Regions from separate parts of the Homo sapiens genome. Here region 1 is linked to region 2. A link is a loop called in an ENCODE intact Hi-C map of the cell type or tissue named here. Cell type or tissue: CD4-positive, alpha-beta T cell. All regions are shown on one strand. Links, peaks and the distances in the headings refer to the core of each region. The heading gives the core; the rest is flanking DNA.

Region 1 (2,928 bases), core at 300-2,799, 490 kb after region 2:
CTGAAATATTCTTTCACCCGGAGGTGAGATGTTTCCTTTTTTGTGTGCTCAAGTGTGGGATGGAGCGATACTGCCACCCAGAGTGTAGAAAGAGCAGTTCCCAGCGAAGGGCCTGTGAGCAGGGTGGCCGTCATTCGGTCTCTCTGCATCCCCTGTGCAGTTTGTCTGCTTGACAGATTGTTCAGTTTGCCTCTCCGTAGAGCTGGTTATCTGTTTTAATAGTTAAGGATGGGTTATACCACAAATAGGAAGACTTTTAGGAGCAATAGATGACAATAGAATTAAAAGTAATCTCCAAGGGTTGTGGGTGGTCACATGCCAGCATTACAAGTAGCTACTCTCAAGGCCTATATGGAGGTTGCCTGTGCATAAGAGTGGGATAATATGTAACCTTTCTATCTTTGGTGATTGCCCTTCCTAACTTCTAATTTTAACCCTGGACAGTTGGTCCTGCTCTATTCCCTGCTGCAAGTTAGGTAAAGCTTCTGTCTAAGGCCAGCATTTCTATTATTTAGATAATCTTAAGAATTAGAAATGTCATCATTTTAACTAGTAGTCATAAGGAATTATTAGTGCTTTTGCAGAAAGCAGTAATTAAGAGGCACATTTTAAGATTTACATATAATGCATTTTATTTATATTTTGGTATATATTCCTGGCTAATTCAGTTTATATTCAGTAGGTGGGTTACAAACTGCTGTTTGTTTTTAGATGTGTATATGACTATTTTGTACAGAGAAACAGCATAGAATGTGTTCCTCGCTAGTAATCTGAATAATAAAATAATAATGATAATCTAGTGAATGCTCACTTTTAATATGTTGATTTGAAATGGACATAGAACAGTCAAATGTCCAGTGAACAGCTGGTGAGCAACTGAATATCCTCCTCCTTCCTCTGAGAGTGCACATTCAAGCTTACTTTGATTTTTTAAAATATTTCAAATGAAATGTAATTGAGTTGAATTTGTTATACTTTAGCTTATTTAACTTATGGAATTGAATCTATGGCTGTTTATTCAATAACATGATTATCATGTGGATTGTTTCATGTTAAACAAACCCTTCTCATTAAACAAAACACTTCCCTGCATCTTCTAGACCAGGTTTAATTAATCTTTCATTGAACCTATTTCTTTTTCCTTATATACTAATTTTCTCATAATACGAATATTGTCAAATGATATGTCAAAGTCATGTTTCTCACTGCGTGTCACATAGATCGTGCACATACTCTCCACTGCTCTTAGTAGACTGAATCACTGTGTATTCATGGGGTGGGGGTGGTCTGTCTGTGATGTTGTTGGTATTTTTTCTTCACTAAATCCATACATTTTACCTCATGAGGAGAAATGTGTCATCACCGCTCCACGCACTTGTAGTCACATGGGATTCATTTGACATATCCTTCATTCCAATGTGAATTCTTTTAAGTTATAATAAATTGTATATTTGTTAAAGTTACTTTAAAGAAGTGTGCATGTTGTTCTATTTGAGAGAAATGTGTAATGTTTCTTTTATATTGATACACAATTCAGTTTGCCAACCCAGACTTTATGGAGTCCATCTCAGATGTTGTTGATGAAGTAATACAGAACTGCCCCATCGATGTGCGGCGCCCGCTGTATAAGGTATGAGCTGCCTGGGTAAGGTACTTTGATTTCATTCCACAATTAAAGGCCCATAATTCTTAGAAGACGGTATTACTGTCTATTACTAGTAAATATCCCTGTTTCACCTTCTGTTTCATAGGATTTGTTAAAGACAATATAATTGTAAGAGAAAATGGAAATATGACTCAGTTAACTAGAATTTTTATTTTATTTTATTTTATTTTGGAGACGGACTCTTGCTCTGTCACCCGGGCTGGAGTGCAGTGGTGCGATCTCAGCTCACTATAACCTCCACCTCCTGGGTTCAAGCAATTCTCCTGCCTCAGCCTCCTGAGTAGCTGGGACTACAGGTGCACGCCACCACACCCAGCGAATTTTTTTTTTTGTATTTCAGTAGAGACGGTGTTTCACCATGTTGCCCAGGCTGGTCTCGAACTCCTGAGCTCAGGCAATCCACCCGCCTTGGCCTCCCAAAGTGCTGGGATTACAGACATGAGCCACCATGCCCGGCCAACTGGAAGTATTTCAGTATTGTAAATATATTTTATTATTATCTGACAAGATATATTTTAAGGTGGACAGTTTTAGCCACAAATATCGATGGAAAGTAAGAGCGGTGCCCTCCCCCATGCTTTCCGTGAATTCCATTGGTTTCGTTTCATGCATATTTGGGTTTGGTGCCAATGTGGTGTCATCACATAGAAGTTAGAGCCCAAAATGGGACAGTCAGATAGAATATGCTCATGTATTATTATGATTTTTTTCAAAATTCTTAGATTTCAGGGAATTTTGAAACCTGGAATGAGGAAAATCTAGTCTATATGATTATTGAGTAAAAAGAAATCCTACTGACAGCCCGAGATGGTGAGCAGGAGGTGATGGGCAATTAGCCTTCCTGCACCTTTAATCAGTCTTTGCTTGAGTGAGTCGCGCCGTCAGCTCAGTGGCATGACTCACTCGCCTTACTCAGACTCAGGTCGCTGAATTGTACAGAGAAGAGAATCAGGCTCAACTGACAGCACTCAGCATTGCGTCACCTGTGCCGTGGAATACTATGTAGCTTTTTAAAAGAATGAGGTAAATCAATATAAATTCAGATGAAAAGATAGCTATAGTATATATTAAGTGAAAAAGGAACTTGTAAAATTTACATATATTTCATTTTATATAAAATATATAGTTTGCGTATTTTTTGAATTATGTATGCTAAACTCTTAAAGTAAATAAAATATCTTTGGGGTGGAATGATGGATAACTTTTACTTTCTCCATTTTGTGTTTTAAAGTTGTTTGAAATTTTACTGTTAAGATTTTTTT
Region 2 (2,928 bases), core at 301-2,800:
TCCTAGCGAAGTATATAACAGTTTCAGCTTTTTCCTTATTTTTATCCCCAAAAAAGAAAATACATAGCACTTTTATTATTTTTAGGGGAGTTTTATTGCTTACAGCTAAGGGAAAAGAAGCAGGACAATGTCTATCTCTCCCTCAAATAAGAGCCAGAAGGAAATAGAAAAGTTAAACGTTAATGTTACTGGTTGGCCAGTAGGTTTGCAGGTATACAACCTTTTGAAATTATGTTTCCTGCATTTCAAAGAGAAAAAAACAGATTCAGACTATAGGGTTTTTTTGTTTTTTTTTTGTTTTTTAAGAAATAGGATCGGCACCAGATCTGATCCCATAAAGCAGGTAAGAAGACAGGCTTTCAGAGTTCATCCTGTTCTCTTTTCTCCTCTAGCTATTATTATTACTGGCTCTGCCCATGATTCTAACTTGGATCTGCTAAAGAAACAGTAGGGAGCGATAGTTTTGGTTTTACTTTTGGTTTAGATTTTGTTGTTTCAGTCTTGTGTTCTTTAACAAATAAAGAGGACTCTATGACTGCTTCCTAGATAGCAGTAATTCCTGCCACAAAATAGGAACAAACAACAAAAAAGGTATCACTAAATATTTGATACTTCAGGTAATAACAGAAGCTGTCTTTAACTGTCACTCTTCATTTGGTAGACTATGTTAGATCTTAGTATCTGTCAAAGTCAAGGCAGGACAACTGAGTGTTTATGTCTCTCTCTCTTCTCCTAATCCTAGTCTTCAAACAATTGTCAGAGTTTGGCAGCAGAATGTGAAACAGACTGCTCTGGATAAAAATGATGTCAACCAGGGATCCAACCAGAGATGTCATCCAGAGATGCTCTGGATGAAATGGCTACAAACCCAGTGATATCTGAGGAAATATGCCTGATGCCAGTACTTAATTATCTCCAGTTTATTATTAAAAATGTACTCTTGAATACTATCCTATGCTTTGCCTAAAGAAAGAAGCTAGCCATTCAACCAATAAAACAGTCCAGGTTTGGCGACTCCACCACTTTGCAGAGTTTTTGCCTTTCATGAGGTCCAATTAGCTCAAACTGCCTGCAAGCCAAACTGTGGAAATTGGAGCAGACATTTAAAAAATTACATTGCATTTTTAAAAATTCAGTGTGGTATTTTTCTTGAATATAAAATCCCTAATATATCTTTTCCCTTACTTTGAACCTGACCTAAAATACAGGCAATGACACTTGGTCACAAAATGCACCAAAGTCAGAAAGGTGGGGACAACTGCAACCCTGGGATAAGGACAGGCAAGGCGATTTCATCTGTAGCCACTATCTACGGATAATCTCCATCCACTAGGTGGCACATGTACAGTGGTAAACTATACTAAGGAACCTAATCATTGACCTGGCGTGGTGGCTCAAGCCTGTAATCCCAGCACTTTGGGAAGCAGGAGGATCACTTAAGCCCAGAAGTTCAAGACCAGCCTGGGCAACATGGCAAAAGCAAAAAAAATTCAGCCGGCCTTGGTGGCACACACCAGTAGACCCAGCTATTCAGGAGGCTGAGGTGGAAGAATCACTTGAGCCTGGGAGGCAGAGGTTGCAGCTGCACCAAGATCACACCACTGCACTCCATCCTGGGTGACAGAGCAAGTCCCTGTCTCAACAACAACAATAAAAAAGAGAACCTAATCACATGTAAGTAGATTCCTAAGAGAACTTGAAGACAATGTGCACTTCATTAAATAGCATCAGCTATGTGCCAGGCATTATCTCTGGGGATGCAAAGATAAATTAGATCTAACCCTTTCCCTTAAATAAGTTCATAACATACCCTCTTTTAAACCTTTACTTTTCCACCTCCAATGACTCTAATTTATCCTACACAAATTGGTTCTAAGACATGAGAAAGTTTAATAGCAAAAGGTGTCTGCTGTGTTAGTTAAAACCAAAGGCTTGGAATCCAATGGTTCCGAGTCTGCATTCTAGCTCTGCCATCTGCTAGCAATGTGACCTTTGGCAAGTTACTTAACTTCATCTCAATTTTACTTTGCTCGTCATTTAAGACAGACAATACCACCTAGTATAAAACTGTCTTTATGATCCAAAAATAAAAAAAAAAGAACGCATGAAAAGCACTTAGCTCAACGTCTTAAGTGTAGTGATGTAGCTGCTATTCTGATGACCTCTATCTACATTCACACACTATAGTCTATGGATTCACTTGTCCACCTCACTTATACAACTTGATTTTTTTTTTTTTTTTTAAAGACAGAGTCTCGCTCTGCCGCCCAGGCTGGAGTGCAGTGGCGCGATCTCAGCTCACTGAAAGCTCTGCCTCCCAGGTTCACGCCATTCTCCTGCCTCAGCCTCCCAAGTAGCTGGGACTACAGGCGCCCGGCACCACACCTGGCTAATTTTTTGTATTTTTTTAGTAGAGACGGGGTTTCACTGTGTTAGCCAGGATGGTCACGATCTCCTGACCTCGTGATCCGCTTGCCTCAGCCTCCCAAAGTGCTGGGATTACAGGCATGAGCCACCGTGCCCAGCCCTCACCTACTCAATTTCTAACTCTTGATGTCACATCATGAATTATTAAATTGCATTATGAGAATTAATGAGAATAAAGAAGACATTTATTTAGCCCCCTCCGATCTATGCTCCAGAGTTAATATATCATTAATTTAGAATGGTTATTTACCAAACAAAATTTTGAGTAACAAGTACATACTATAATTTCTATTCAAATGGTAGTCATTACAAAGATAGTCAAGATCCCTACGTTTAATGGATCTAGATGAAAGACTGAAAATAAAAATAGGACACAATAATGATGATGCTGGTAAGCACATGGCATGATGGGAGTTAAGGGGAAGAGGTGGGGAATACAGCTCAGAAAGGCTTCAGAAAGGTATTAGAAGCCCAGCTAAAACTAAAAGGATAAATCAAAGT

Evidence for each region. Peaks named below come from ENCODE experiments on the same cell type or tissue, not always from the same donor. Only the 100,000 strongest peaks of a DNase experiment are listed, where the experiment ranks them.
Region 1: it touches region 2 in a loop (5-fold over the local background); 10 of 110 quality-filtered maps call a loop at or near these places.

The regions. Positions count from the first base shown.
Region 1 is chr7:152,823,493-152,826,420 of GRCh38, forward strand. ACTR3B (actin related protein 3B) reads left to right here. Exons shown (of 12, transcript NM_020445.6): 8 at 1-23; 9 at 1,538-1,630. Among named protein-coding and RNA genes, the nearest start is that of ACTR3B, 65 kb to the left of the region's middle. In CD4-positive, alpha-beta T cell, for the core only: no CTCF peak of the experiment used is centred there; no DNase peak of the experiment used is centred there.
Region 2 is chr7:152,335,631-152,338,558 of GRCh38, forward strand. All of the region lies in intron 2 of KMT2C (lysine methyltransferase 2C), which reads right to left. Among named protein-coding and RNA genes, the nearest start is that of KMT2C, 99 kb to the right of the region's middle. RefSeq lists an enhancer at 1,359-1,598. In CD4-positive, alpha-beta T cell, for the core only: a CTCF peak has its summit at 1,325 (motif pointing right); a DNase peak (open chromatin) is centred at 1,341; H3K4me3 peaks cover 755 bases; H3K27ac peaks cover 798 bases.